Regions from separate parts of the Homo sapiens genome. Here all the other regions are linked to region 1. A link is a contact called in ENCODE Hi-C or POLR2A ChIA-PET data. All regions are on one chromosome and are shown on one strand. The core of a region is the stretch at or near the end of the contact, and the rest is flanking DNA. Distances in the headings are between cores, read along the strand shown.

Region 1 (2,700 bases), core at 117-2,616:
CTATGTGCTTGTGTGGATGATGTGGAGGTGAAGGGATTGGTCCCCACACTCAACATGCTTGCCTTAGTATGTAAAACAAACATCACAGGCTAGGCGCAGTGGCTCATGCCTGTAATCTCAGCACTTTGGGAGGCCGAGGCAGGTGGATCACCTGAGGTCAGGAGTTTGAAACCAGCCTGGCCAACATGGCGAAACCCTGTCTCTACTAAAAATACAAAAATTAGCAGGGGAGTTGAGAATGGAGAAGTGATCTCAATGAGGTAAAAATGGGCCAGGGAGAGCTTACAAGAGAAGATGACTTTTTAATACAATATAGTCAAAGATGTAAAACAGAAGGTTTTGCTGTAAAATGAAAAGAGTCCTAAATCCAGGTTCTAATCCTGCTACCACCTCTGCTAGGTAACCCTGGACTAGTCCTTTAACCTTCCAGTGTTGGCTCTGTTCTCCAGGAACCTGCAAGCAGCAACCACACAGGGCTTGGAAGGGAGAGTGGCTGTTCTCCACACACAGCAGGTTGACTTGTTCCAGGTGCTTCCAACAGGTGATTTCTCAGCGAGCCTGAGCCAGTAGTCAGGGACAAACAGGAAGGTTAACCTTGCCTCTCCATGCTTGGGAGAACAGGTGTGTGCGCGGTGGACTCCGGTTCAGTCGTTCTTTTTCTTTTTTCTTGCTTTTGATGGGATCAGATGGTTCATTTCCAAAGAGAGACAGAGAGAACTGTATCGTATTTAGGAGCAATAGCCTTGGAGTAAGACTTGTGCTTAAACTCTGGATTTGTTTCTTATCCCCTGGGTGACCTCTGGCAATTTATTCCACCTCTCTAAGCCTCAGTCTTTGTTACCTAAAAAATTGGGATAAAGATACGTACCTCCTATGGCATGTCGCGGAGATTAAAGGATAATGTGCACACCCCCGAGCCCAGTGCCGGGCACACGGTGGCTGGTTGCAACAGAAATCTGTGGGTGGAACGCTAGCTAGCCATTGTGATGAATAACATCAAGGAGAGGGAGTGGACCTACACATGGCAGTCCCCTTCTTCCCCAACCGCTGCCAGGCAGACAGCCAGCGTCCTAGAACTTAAAGGACTTTTCGATGGCTGGAACCTGGGCCGGGTGGGCTCCCTGGCGCGGACGGAGGCGGGGAGCGCTGGCGGGGGTCTCCGTCTCCAGCCACGGGAAGGTCCGTGGGCTCCCCTGCCCGGGCTGGGCCGGTCCCCGAGCAGAGAGAGAGGCTGGTCCCCCGGCCCCCGGCGTCCCGGGGGGCAGGTTCTGAGGCGGGAGCCAGGGAGAGAGAGGAGGGGCAACCGGGGGAATTTCCCCGCCTCTCTTGCTGGTTCCATAAATCACCGCAGCCGCCGCGGCGGCCCAGCCGGGAAGTGCACAGAGCCGGAGCGCAGCGTGGTGGCACCAGACGCCTCCCTTTCCCCACCGCTTGCTTTCTTTCTTTCAGTTGTGTGGGTTTGTGAAGCCTCCCCTTTCCCTCCTCGCTCGGGTGGCTGCCCCAGTCTCGCAGCCCGGCCGCCGCTCCTCTTCCCCGGGGGCCGCCGTCAGTCCTCGCCGCCGCCTGCTCGCTGCGCTGGGACTCGCAGGAAGCGAGAGCCGCGCGGCTCGGCTCGGGCTCCGACTCCGACTCCGATTCCGACTGTCAGCCCCGGGGCCCGCGCACCCCGGCCTGCGGGCGCCCCTGCTCTCGGAGACGCCCTCTGCGCCGCGGGGCCCGTGTGGGCGCCGGGCTCCGGGGACCGCTCGGGCGGCCGCCTCCTACCCCCACCGCCGCGGAGCCCCGCGATGGTGGCCGCCCGCGCTCCCGCGCTGTAGCCGGGCGCCCCCTAAGTTTGGGAGCCTTCGCCACCGCGGCGCGGAGCAGAGCCTGCAACAGAGGAAGAAACTTTTGCGGGGTGCGCCGCGCTTTTGCGGGGGGCACCTCCCGCGGCCCGCTTCCCCGCGCCCGGAGCCCGTCGGCGGGGAGTGGGGGGAGGCAGCATGGCCCGCCAGCCGGAGGAAGAGGAGACGGCCGTGGCCCGGGCGCGGCGGCCGCCCCTCTGGCTGCTCTGCCTGGTCGCGTGCTGGCTCCTGGGCGCCGGGGCCGAAGCCGACTTCTCCATCCTGGACGAGGCGCAAGTGCTGGCGAGCCAGATGCGGAGGCTGGCGGCCGAGGAGCTGGGGGTCGTCACCATGCAGGTAAGTGGCCCCCGAGCTGGCCAGACATCCCGCCTTTCTCCTTTGCTCAAACTCCCATCCCACTCCCGGTACAAGTCCCCTGGACTGTGTGCATCGGCTCCTTGCATACATAGAGCCCGGCTTCCCGTCGGACCCCTCTGTCCTCTGCACAGACCCCCTGACAATACACCAACTCTTCTTCCATGCATTCGTCTACCCCTGCCCTTCTCTGGAGAATCCCCTGCCCTCTGCACGGAACCCACTTGACCCTGCACAGCCCCCCTCTTCTGAGTACCAGCGCCTTCATCTCGTCAAGGATTCTCCAGTTTCCTCGCACGTCTTCTCTAATTTGCACACATTTCCCATGTAGGCTTGTTTTCACCCTGCCACGCCTGCAAACTCCCCCTTTGTGTCCCCATCCCAGAGCAGCCAGCCCCGTCTGGCTCGGACGATTTTCCGAAGTCCCCACCCCACCCCCTTGACCGCGTCCTCGCGTCCTCGCGTCCTCCCTACCGAGGCGCACCAATGGGCGCCGGGAGGG
Region 2 (2,700 bases), core at 102-2,601, 590 kb after region 1:
ACCCTGGACTTTTACACTAATCTCCCTAATATAACAGTAATAATGTAATACTTGGGGTCCCCAATCATCACATGGAACACAGCAGTGGAAAATAGAAACACAAACATGAAATAACAATATTTCATACAGTCACCACTTTTGAAATTAATCCATGGGGCTAGGCACAGTGGCTCATGCCTGTAATCCCAGCAGTTTGGGAGGCCAAGGCGGATGGATCACCCGAGCTTAGGAGTTCAAGACCAGCCTGGCCAACGTGGGGAAACCCCATCTCTACTAAAAATACAAAAAATCTGCCGGGCGTGGTGGCACACACCTGTAGTCCCAGCTACTCTGGAGGCTGAGACAAGAGGATCGCTTGAACCTGGGAGGTGGAGGTTGCAGTGAGCCAAGATCGCGTCACTGCACTCCAGCCTGGAAGACAGAGAGAGACTCTATCTCAAAAAAAAAAAAAAAAAAAGAAAGAAAAAAAGAAAAGAAATTAATTCATAGATGAAAAGGAGTAATGCAGGCCTGAGCTGTCCAATGAAGTATATAATGCAAGCTACACATGTAATTTTTAATTCTCTAGTAGCCACACTAATAAACAGGTGGAATTAATAGCATATTCATTTAACCCAATATATCTAAAATATTATCATCTGAACATGGAATCAACATAAAATTAATGGGCTATTCTACTTTTTTTGCATTCTTTGAAATCTGAAGATTACTTTGCACTTACATATCCCAATTCTAAATTTTCATCAAAATACTTAATTTGCGTTTGGATTTCAAAACACTTAGTTTCAAAAGTAGATGCGTAAGCTCAAGTATGTTTCCAAATATAAATAAGCTTTCCAATAACTAAATCAAGTTATCAAAGTCTAAAATTAAATAAAATTTAAAATTGAGCTCTTCCTCACCCTAGCCATATTTCAGGTGGTTAATAGCCACGTGGCTAGTGGCTACCATATTAGGGCAGGTATCCTGTCTCTGTCACCTGGATTCTTTTAAACCCGAACCAGAGTAAAAGATGTTACCCCATCAACCAGAAAGTCATCTTACAGCACCCACCAAGTGCTCAAATTATACCAAGTATTTTCTGCTCCACTTCCAATCTTTAAGTTGTCAACACTTCAGTGATTATCGTTTATTAGGTAGCCCTTCCAAAAGACTGAGTATTTTAGCTCAGAGAGGAAAGCATATCTCAATTCAGGGACTGAATGGAGACACTGAGTGAGATTCAAAGACAAGAAGTTAATTTCCAAGGTAGAGGTGGAAAATCCTGACATCCTTACTTCTTTGTCCAGGGTATCAGTCACCTACAAAAGTTACAATTATTGTTTATCACAATTATTGTTTATGAGCCTCTCAACTTACATACTCACAGCAGCTGTCACTGCATCCTCAGGTTCTCTGTCTTCAAGTGCCCTCCTAGCTTCCTGAAACAACCTTCTCTATCTAGAGCAGATTCTGCAGAGAGGCCCCTCTTTAATTCATATTCTGAAACGTGCTTGTTATTGTTGACGTACAAAAACTTATGAATAATTCAATAAATGAATCTTGAACCATCCTATTTATCATTCAGTGGTCTAGGTACCCAACTCTAGAGGAAAGCTTTTCTGAAATACACGGTAAGTATCCCCCAACCCTCCCTCAAAGGAACCAATTATGAACACTATACAGTCTTCTCTCCCTTCTCACTCCCCATGTCAAAGTTCATTGTGTTCCTCCTGCAGCTGATTTAAAAGTTGATCTTTTCAAGGAGCTGGATTCCTAAGGTAGTTCTATTTTGAGCCTTCTTCCTGTTCTGAAGCTAAAGTTGGAAGGGCTTAGGTGGTGATGTCATGGAAGGGAGACTGTTGGTTTTTATAGGAGGGTCTTCTCTGGCAACTCTGGGGATGCTCAAATGGGGAAAACTCAGAGTGTTACTTTTGATCTTTTCCCCCCTCCTTCCCTTTATAGAATATCAGCTATTCCTTAGCCAGCAAGAAAACAAGTTCAAATAAGCCTGCAAACAGATTTACATATTTTACATGCTAAACATCTAATAAATGAAAAGACTGAGAAAAAGAAAAATGCCTCACTGTAAGGAACAGAGGGTGACAACCTCTTTCTCCACCCCTCTCCCCAAATATCTATCACAGAACAAGGGGCAAAGAGGAGGGGAGGGTCGACTGGTAAGCAGAATAAAGGGATTATAAAGCTAGGAGGCTTTTAGAGGGAAACGCTGTTGGAATATTCAGGACAGGAGACCCTTGGGTCCCTGCTCTTCCTCTGTGTTTTCCTCCCTTTTGGAATGGTTAGACTTGGGCTGGGTGTGTCTTCTGCTTGGGAGGCGTTTTTTTTGGCGCTGGAAAAGCAAAAGGGGCCAGGGTGGGGCCTGGGGAAAGAAAGCCAGAGACAGGCTGCTTAGGCCTGGCTCTGGGTTAAGCTTAAGGGGAAAATAAAGGGGGCTACGGAGGGACAGCAGATTCCATTAGAAGACCCAGAGGGGAATAAAAAACAGCGCACTGGCCAAAGGGGGTCACTTCTCTCTCTCCCTCAACCTAGGCCCAGGAGCTATTTGCTGGTTGGTGGGGGACAGGTCCAGAGGGAAGAGAAAATCCCAAAACATCTGCAGATCACAACTTGCCGGGGGAAAGGGGGGCTGGGGACAGACATGCCAAATTAAATCAGCAGGTGAAAGCAGCAATTTTTGGCCAATGCTGGGATTGCGGA
Region 3 (2,700 bases), core at 147-2,646, 680 kb after region 1:
AAAATGGAATGGCACAGAAACTGGAGTCTTATGGGCACTTATCCCACTAGTTGGGGTGGGAAATTAAAGGCTGTGTGTAAGGTGGGCACAGATCTAACAGAATGTGGATTGGGATATGCAGGGGAGGGTGGAGTGGGGGAAGACAGACTCCATTTGGACTTGGTGAGTTATAGGTGCAGCACCAGCATAATGCGCATGGAAGTCCTGGAATCATTTACCAAGAAGGTCCTGAACACAGGTGAGGGACATCCCCTTCTTCCCTGTTCCCTAAGGCGCCTAGACTTTGGAGTCAGTCAGTCTTGGGTTCCAGCCTCCCGCTAGGACGCAATTTCTTGAGAGCAGGATTCGATCTGTTGTTCACGGCTAGATCCTAAGCGCCTAGAATAGTTTCTGGCACACAGTAGGCACTCAATAAACATTTGCAGAATGAATCAATGAATGAATGGTCACGCTCCATTCCTCGGCTGTAAACACAATGAAATCACCTAGCCGCAAACTTGGCGCACAGTAGGCGCTCAACAAGTTGTATTTTTCCCTTCCCTTGCAGTAGACCGCGGTCCCCAGGCGACCGCGAAAGAAAAAAAGGGGTTTCTCTACCTCGCGTGGTCTGCACCTCGCTTCGCCCCCGCAGCCCTCGCTGGGTCGCAGGGAGCACGTGGGCCAGGCAGGCTGGGTGGGAGTGGAGTGGAGTGGAGGGGAGGGGGCGGCGGCCAGCGGCTCGCGCGGAGCCGGTCTCCCGGGCTTACGTAAGGCGCGAGTCCCGCGCGGCCGGCCGGGGCTCCGCGACTGGGCGGGCGGAGGCGGCGCCGCCCTGCAGGATCCGGGCTGGAAGCCTCTCGGAGTGCTGCCTCCAGCCAAGGTGTGTGTTTATTTGATTGCTTTTGGTGGCGAGGCGCGGGGCTCGGGCTCGTCGCGCGCCCCATGGCCGGGGAGCGCATCCGCCAACCCCGGGCGGAGGTGGGCCCCTCCGAGCGCGCGCGGGCGGCGGGCAGCGGCGGCAGCTGAGACTCCGGGGGATGTGACAGCCGCCGGGGAGGGGACGAGACGCAGACCACACGTTGCCCACGTGCGAGGACCGGGCAGGGGCTCAGCCCCTAGGCCGCCCGGTGCGTGGGGCGGCGGGGGCTGGCTTTGAGTCACCCCCGCTTGTGCCAGCTTCCCCGGCTCGGCGGAGACTGGCTTGGGGATGCCTGGCCGCCCGGCCCCCTTCTCGGACGCGGCGTGGGGAGCGAGCTGGAGTTAAGGATGAAGGTGGGACTGGCCGGGCCGACCTCTGACCCCTGGAGGCCGAGTCGGCAGGGCGGGGCACGGCGCGCTTCAGCAGCTTTGCGTGGGGGCGAGGAGGTGGAGGAGGGCGAGGAGGTGGAGAAGGGCGGGGAGGTGTAGCGTGGCGCTCAGTCCGCCTGCTACTCGGTCCCGGCGCTGGGCTGAGGGGAGGGGTTGTCTTAAAAGTCTCTCCTTCCCCCTGTAGGGGCGGCCGGCGAGTCCCAGTGAGAGCGGAGGGTGCCAGAGGTAGGGGGCCGAGAAACAAAGTTCCCGGGGCTTCCTCCGGGGCCGCGGTCGGGGCTGCGCGTTTGACCGCCCCCCTCCTCGCGAAGGCAATGGCTTCCAAACTCCTGCGCGCGGTCATCCTCGGGCCGCCCGGCTCGGGCAAGGGCACCGTGTGCCAGAGGATCGCCCAGAACTTTGGTCTCCAGCATCTCTCCAGCGGCCACTTCTTGCGGGAGAACATCAAGGCCAGCACCGGTGAGGGGCTGCGGGGACGAGGGCCGGGGGCGAGCCGCGTTGGGCTGGGGTGAGGCCCTGGAGGGACTGGGGCTCCCGGATCACGGCGCCCTTCCCCCGCCCGCGTGTGGTCGTGCAGGCTCGTACGTGCCGGGGCGCATGCAGCTGGCGGCCGCGCGGCTTAACCGCGCCTGGGGAGGAGGCCGAGGCTCCAGGGGCGGCCGGTGGGAGGTGCCCACGGCTCCTCTCCACCGCTCCTCCTGTCGCGAGGAATAGCCCGAGCCACCCGGCCGAGGGAACGAGAACTAGGCAGGGAAAACCCGGAGCTTCCGTCTCACGCTGCCCTCCTTAAGGCAGAGCCGTCCCCGTACCCCTTAGCCCTGGCCCCCTCCCCCGAGTCCCTAGAGAGCCGCGCGCCCCCTCCCGCGGGAGCCCAGAGGCGGAGCGCCGCCCACCTGTGGCAGTCGGGCGGGGCCGCGCGCCGGGGAACCTGTGGCGCCGGGGGGCTCGCAGCCTCGCGCCTCTCCAGCCCCTCCACGCAGCCTCGGGCCTCGGGGCAGAGCCCTGGGTGGCTTTGAAAGGCCTGTCTGTTCGTTGTCGCCTTCTAAGGTAAACTCTCCCCAGCAACTCCCCCCCCTCCCGAAGCCGCCGGGCCTGGCCGTCAGGAGACTCGGAGGAGACTCGTTCTGATAAATTACATTTTGTAATGCAGCTTTCCTGGAAATGGCTTCTTGAGCTGCCTCCCTTGGCATGAGATGCCTCCTTTGGCTGGCGTGGTGAACTTGGGGATATATAGATCGCCTGATTTCTTAGTCTGACGGGGTTGAGTGCGTCCCTTTCCCCCTCTCCTCCCACTCCACGTTCACACCAGTTCCGAAAGAATTGGCGTTAAAAGGCGAGAGGTAGCGGTTGTGCTGCTGCGAGGCTCTTAACCCTTCTGGGATGGAGATGCTGGTAATTAGCAACTCCTTTATG
Region 4 (2,700 bases), core at 64-2,563, 530 kb after region 1:
GATCTCATCATGTTAGAAAACTTTCATTCGCCGATTTCACTTTTCAAGTGAATCCTAAAGCCTGTTTCCTTAATCTTCATAATTTTGGACATTCCACAGCCCGACCCACGCGTTTATCTTTCACTGGGCTGCAGTGATTCCCCTTGTTACCAAAAGGGGCCCAGCCTCCGCCAGCAGAGGCCTCCTGCGGAGCTGGGGGCGGGACCTCTGGGCTGGGTCCCCCTCTCCCTGTGCGCTGGCTGGCGGCGAGTGCAGTGACTGATTTCCTCTGCTCGCCTTCCCGGAGGTCCCCACCCACGCCACTGCCAACGCTCGGAGGAAGTCACGTTCAGGCCCCAGAGCTGGTCTGAATCTTCCAGGAGGAAAAGAGGGGGTGCATGTGTGCGTGTGTGTGTGGTAGTGTGTGTGTTGTATGTCTAAGAGGTAGCAAGTGTGTTTGTGTGCGTGATATGTGTGTTTGAGAGGCAGCAAATGTGTGTGTTGTATGTGTGTTTGAGAGGTAGAAAGTGTGTGTGTGGGGGGGGGGGTATGTGTGCCTGAAAGGCAGCAAGTGTGTGTGCGTGTGGTATGTGTGTTTGAGGGGCAGCAAGTGTTTGAGTGTGAGTGTGTGGTATGTGTGTTTGAGGGGTAGCAGGAACCCTAGCTTGGTGTCTGTCAGTAACTAGATGGTGATGCAGGTAAGTGATTTTCCCGTTGAGTGGATTAAATTCCTAGTCTGTCAGAGAGGGTGTTGACCTAGAATGACTGCGCAGGTCTCCTGTCCAGTGTTAAGGAGCGTGAGTGCCCTGATGTCCCCAGGAGTGCTGCAAAAAGAGCAAAATGGCATATATCAGGCGTCCCCGAGATGCTGGCATCTATGTTAAAACTATCTTATTTCATCTTCCAACTACTCCTTACAATAGGTGCCCTGATCCCAATACAAGATTGAAAACTGAGGCTCAGAGTCTGCGGTATGCTGTCCAATATGTATGTATACACAAACACACACACGTATATACGTATGTTTGTGTGTATATACGTATGTGTATATATGCACATATATGGGTGTGTATGTATATATTTTACAGCCCATTTGGGCAAATGAGTGAGCCCCAGCCAGAAGCAAGCGCCCCCGCTGCCCCTGGGCAGTGGGCTCGGTACCGCCACGCACCCGTCCTATGTGTTACCTGGTCGCTGCTCACTGGAGTGAAAGCCATTTAGTGGCTGATCCAAGGGAAGTATGAGCTAGTGGCATGTCGAGACAAACCTGGATTTGATTCGCAGCTCTGCCTTCTGTTTGACTACAAGCAAGTAACAAGCTTTTGGAGCCTGTTTCCTCACTTCTAAGTGACGCTAATTATAGTATGTACATCACAAGGATAGTGACATAAGTGATGACTGTGACCAAACTTGGATCACCAAGCCTGCACCCAGGGAGCGCTCAGTAACGCAGCGCTGAGGAGTAGGCCACCCCGGAGGGCTCCAGGTTTCAGCGCAGGCTTCCGCGGAGCCAGCTGGATGCGTCACCATCCGAAAGTGCGAGCCTGGCCGGCGGCGGCGGAGGCGGGGGCACCGCGCAGTTGGAAGCCCGGGCGCTCTTACCGAAAGCGCGAGCCCGGACTTCCCCGCCACGATCGATGTGGCCAGTCTGCGCCTGCCGCAGTTCCCGCTCGCACCCCGGCCCCTCGCAGAGTCCCAGGAAAGCGCTGTGGCGGGCGGGCAGTCTCTGCCCCCGGGAGGGGACGCACGCACGCGCTGCTCCTTCCAGGTCCCGGCGGGGAAGCGATGCTTTCTTGGCCCGGGCTTGGGGCCAGCGGGAACCGGGCTGTCCGGCCGCGCCGTCGCGCCTCGCACGGCGTGAGACAACCTAGCTTTTTTTTTTTTTTTTTTTTTAAGAAAAGCATTGGCACCGCAGCAGCCTCCCCCGCTTCTTCCCTACTAGGACGCCCGCCTGACTCGCCCCATTGCACAATTCTTACCGTGGAACAGCCGCGTGACTCGGCGGGAGCCCAAAAGTTTCCCAGGTTTCCTCAGCCTAGAAAAGCGTGGGTGGGTGTCCCGGCCTGGCTCCAGGCGCCCTTTAAGTTGTATTTCTTCGGGTAACTGGGTTGCCCTTTAAAATGTGGAGATTGTCCTTTAGAAAGAAAGAAAATCTCACGAGCTCGCTGGCCCGCCAGGTCTAGGTTGGCGCCGGGTGACTGCAATGAAACGCGTTTCTTTTCCCATGTACATTTTCAGACGGTAAAAGTGTTTCGATTTGTTTGGGGGAGAAGTCAGGCGCTGGTTTTAAAGGAGGAAGGGGAATGATGCTTAAAAGCAGAGACACGATTTGGAGCTCTCCAAGAATCATAGTGTTTATTAACAATGATTGTGCTTAGTAGACACTGAGAAAATATCGAACGAATGAGTATTTGGAGGAGGGATTTAAATGGGTGTCTATAGGCCAACGCTTTCATTCTGCTGATGAGAAAACCTAGAGGTTAAGTGATTTGCCCAAAGTCACCTAGCTAATTAATGTGGAAGGCAGGAATGGAATCTGTCTCGTTTTGACTCCAAATTCTTGTTATGAGATGGGTGCGTTTTCCCCTCTTTATGAAAAAAAAAAATGCCTTCTGTAGTAATCTCTGTAAAGCCTTACTCCACTCCCTCTGTCTACGCATCTAAAGCAAACATACAAAACAAAAAAGAAAACAGCAATCCCCAAATGCAATCCATGCACTC
Region 5 (2,700 bases), core at 42-2,541, 700 kb before region 1:
ACCCTAAAGCTGGGTTCTTAGAGGCTACTGCAACAGCAACAACTCCCGAGTGAGTGCTTATCATGTGCCAGGCTCTGGTTACAGGCTTTAACTCTCTCAGTGGAAACAGCCTGAGTGCTGGCTTGGCTACCCCATGTCTGTGAGACTGTGGGCAAGTCATTTACTTTCCCTTTGAGTTTCAATTTCTAAAACTGTAATATGGGGATAATATATGTAAAACAGCTAAGAAGTATATACTTTTAATGACTCTTTTTAGTGTCAATGGAGGATTTGTGAGCAAATGCATATAAAACACAAGGCAAACAGGAGGTATTTAGTAAGTGGCCACGTGATTATTGAGAGACTATGGGCTTCTTCCTGTTCCTCCAGAGCAAGACTGACAGGTGTCCTATTACCCTTGCATCTTCAGAGCCTAGAGCACAGCCCTGAAAACAGCAGGCGCTCACCACTTTTTATGATCAAAGGCAGTCTCTACAGGGAAAGTCAAATCATTATGGGTATTTATGAATTACAAAATCCATAAAGTTAAACCAGGAGAAATGGACAAAAACACACTCATTGTAGAGGTCTTTAATGATCCCTTGGCTCATGGCAGAGCAGCTAGACAAAAAACAAACAAACAAACAAACATGCAAAGATTCAGAAGGCCTGAAAAAATAATGAATACAAAGAAGATAAATCGATACAGTATTCTATCTTCACATTCGGAAGACAAAAACACCTTTCAAAAAACCATGGGACATTGGCAAAAATAACCACAGATAATCCTCAATAAATCTTGCCAGGAGGCAGTACAGATGACATTGAATTCAGTGAGACTACAAATTAAAGACAAAAAGGCGAAGTATAAATTACTTGTGTAAGAACTCTCTCAACTCTTGGGTCCAAGAAGAAAGCAAAAGGGAAATTGTATGATAGCAATAAATGTGCCATTACCCAGAGTCACACAGCTAACAGTGACACAGCTGAGGCTGCTAGAACCTGGGTCTACTGTCGTCCAGCCACGAACTGGCTTGAGATCCCGGATAAGTCTCTCTGAGCCTCGGTTTCCCCTTCTGTCAAGTAGCCTCGAAGGTCCCCGGCGCTCGGTTCGGTGGCGAGTTTGAGGAGTGTGGGGGAGGGGAGGGGAGGGAGCGTGCCCGAGACGCGGGAGCCGCGACCGCTTTCTGCGAAGTCGGGGAGGGTGCGGGCGTTGAGAGGCTGCAGCAGAGGGCGCTGGGTCGCCAGCCTGGGCCGCGTCTCCCATTGGTCGGGGCTGGGGCGCTGGGCTGGAGAGTTGGTGGAAAGTGACAAGTTGAGCGAGAGAGGGAGCGTGGAGAGCTGGAGCAGCCGCCACCGCCGCCGCCGAGGGAGCCCCGGGACGGCAGCCCCTGGGCGCAGGGTGCGCTGTTCTCGGAGTCCGACCCAGGGCGACTCACGCCCACTGGTGCGACCCGGACAGCCTGGGACTGACCCGCCGGCCCAGGCGAGGCTGCAGCCAGAGGGCTGGGAAGGGATCGCGCTCGCGGCATCCAGAGGCGGCCAGGCGGAGGCGAGGGAGCAGGTTAGAGGGACAAAGAGCTTTGCAGACGTCCCCGGCGTCCTGCGAGCGCCAGCGGCCGGGACGAGGCGGCCGGGAGCCCGGGAAGAGCCCGTGGATGTTCTGCGCGCGGCCTGGGAGCCGCCGCCGCCGCCGCCTCAGCGAGAGGAGGAATGCACCGGCCGCGCCGCCGCGGGACGCGCCCGCCGCTCCTGGCGCTGCTGGCCGCGCTGCTGCTGGCCGCACGCGGGGCTGCTGCCCAAGGTAAGAGGCGCCCGCCGGCCCCCGCCCGCCCAGACCCCCTGACCCGTGGCCACCCTTCCGCCGTCCAGCCGGGCGCGGGACACGCAGGAAGCGCCGCGCTGGCTCCGGGGCGCGTCCGGCCACCCGCCACGGGGCTCGCCGGCGCCGCCAGGCCAGGGTTTGCCCCGGAGCCCCGCCAGGCCAGGGTTTGCCCCGGAGCCCCGCGGCGGGCCGGGGCGCGCCCAGGGACTCGTTCCTCGGTGCGCAGCAGCGATTGTCAGCGCTGACAGGAAGCGTGGAGGGGTTTGAGGGTCCTGGGGGTGATCGGGGCACTTCTGTGCAGGGCGTCCCCCCTTGTCTCCCTGGACCTCTAGCGCGCCCCAGCCGGTGTTCAGGCAAGTCTATCCTGCCCCCAAGTTGCGAGCCGGCCCGGAAGGCGCGGTCCAGGAGGGAGTTTGGATTTTCAGTGGTGCTCGCCAGAGCCCAGGCGGCTCGCGGATCGACGCAAACAAAAGCCCTGTCCTCCTGGGGCTCCGGCGGCCTCGCATCGCCACCGCCCCCGGCCCTCCGGCCCTCCCGAGAGTCATCATAGAGGCCAAAACTTGTGCGCCGCTGCAGCCGCTGCCACTTTGTGCAAAATGTGCTGTCAGAGGCGGCCTGCGGCTCCAAAGTGCTTTGGGTGTGCACGCGCGCGCGCGCGCGTGTGTGTGTGCGTGTTACAAACAAGAGGGGGAAAAGCCATCTAATGCATATTTGATTTTGGTAATCTCTAAAGACAATCGCAACAGTTAGAGAAAGACTTCACCGCAAGCCGGAGCGTCTTAGTTCGCTGCGGGAAGCTGGGGTCCTTGCTGCGTCTGAGCCGGTACACAATGAGAGGGAAGAGCCCGGCTGAGCCTGTGGAGACAACCGATTCATTCTTTGGAGGTTGGAGGGGG

The links. A loop is a pair of places that touch in the nucleus more often than their neighbours do. ChIA-PET counts read pairs that join two places held with the same protein, here RNA polymerase II (POLR2A). Pooled maps may share reads with other maps.
Region 2: a loop to region 1 is called in a map of CD8-positive, alpha-beta T cell, with 2.8 times the contacts of the local background. The contact joins the enhancer-like site here to the promoter of CACHD1 in region 1. A Hi-C loop is called at or near these places in 2 of 168 maps with a recorded cell type or tissue (CD8-positive, alpha-beta T cell and naive thymus-derived CD4-positive, alpha-beta T cell) and 12 of 50 pooled maps. POLR2A ChIA-PET finds 5 or more read pairs at or near these places in 1 of 52 experiments (activated CD4-positive, alpha-beta T cell).
Region 3: a loop to region 1 is called in a pooled map, with 5 times the contacts of the local background. The contact joins the promoter of AK4 here to the promoter of CACHD1 in region 1. A Hi-C loop is called at or near these places in 5 of 50 pooled maps.
Region 4: a loop to region 1 is called in a map of uterus, with 5 times the contacts of the local background. The contact joins the promoter of LINC01359 here to the promoter of CACHD1 in region 1. A Hi-C loop is called at or near these places in 1 of 168 maps with a recorded cell type or tissue (uterus) and 5 of 50 pooled maps. POLR2A ChIA-PET finds 5 or more read pairs at or near these places in 1 of 52 experiments (HEK293).
Region 5: a pooled map shows a loop between it and region 1 (5-fold over the local background). The contact joins the promoter of ROR1 here to the promoter of CACHD1 in region 1. A Hi-C loop is called at or near these places in 2 of 50 pooled maps. POLR2A ChIA-PET finds 5 or more read pairs at or near these places in 2 of 52 experiments (PC-9 and WTC11).

Annotation. Positions count from the first base shown.
Region 1 is chr1:64,468,763-64,471,462 of GRCh38, forward strand. CACHD1 (cache domain containing 1) reads left to right here and starts at 1,367. Exons shown (of 27, transcript NM_020925.4): 1 at 1,367-2,180. The coding sequence starts at 1,983. LOC107984966 (a long non-coding RNA gene) reads right to left here and starts at 1,263. Exons shown (of 2, transcript XR_001738100.2): 1 at 424-1,263. RefSeq lists a silencer at 1,577-1,696.
Region 2 is chr1:65,063,367-65,066,066 of GRCh38, forward strand. It overlaps a transcript of JAK1 not described here. Among named protein-coding and RNA genes, the nearest start is that of MIR101-1, 6.2 kb to the left of the region's middle. Within about 2 kb of position 1,352, at least 3 of the 41 ENCODE cell types and tissues checked have a DNase peak (open chromatin) inside an H3K27ac peak, as active enhancers do; they include CD8-positive, alpha-beta T cell, where a contact is called at or near this core.
Region 3 is chr1:65,146,807-65,149,506 of GRCh38, forward strand. It overlaps AK4 (adenylate kinase 4), which reads left to right and starts at 1,397. Exons shown (of 5, transcript NM_013410.4): 1 at 1,397-1,746. The coding sequence starts at 1,602. RefSeq lists silencers at 564-803, 814-1,313, 1,694-1,993, 2,054-2,333 and enhancers at 1,927-2,645, 2,646-2,700.
Region 4 is chr1:65,001,163-65,003,862 of GRCh38, forward strand. It overlaps LINC01359 (long intergenic non-protein coding RNA 1359), which reads right to left and starts at 1,314. Exons shown (of 7, transcript NR_119383.1): 1 at 1,167-1,314. It also overlaps a transcript of JAK1 not described here. RefSeq lists an enhancer at 1,330-1,409 and a silencer at 1,540-1,679.
Region 5 is chr1:63,772,726-63,775,425 of GRCh38, forward strand. ROR1 (receptor tyrosine kinase like orphan receptor 1) reads left to right here and starts at 1,292. Exons shown (of 9, transcript NM_005012.4): 1 at 1,292-1,783. The coding sequence starts at 1,693. RefSeq lists silencers at 1,359-1,408, 2,193-2,487 and an enhancer at 2,353-2,700.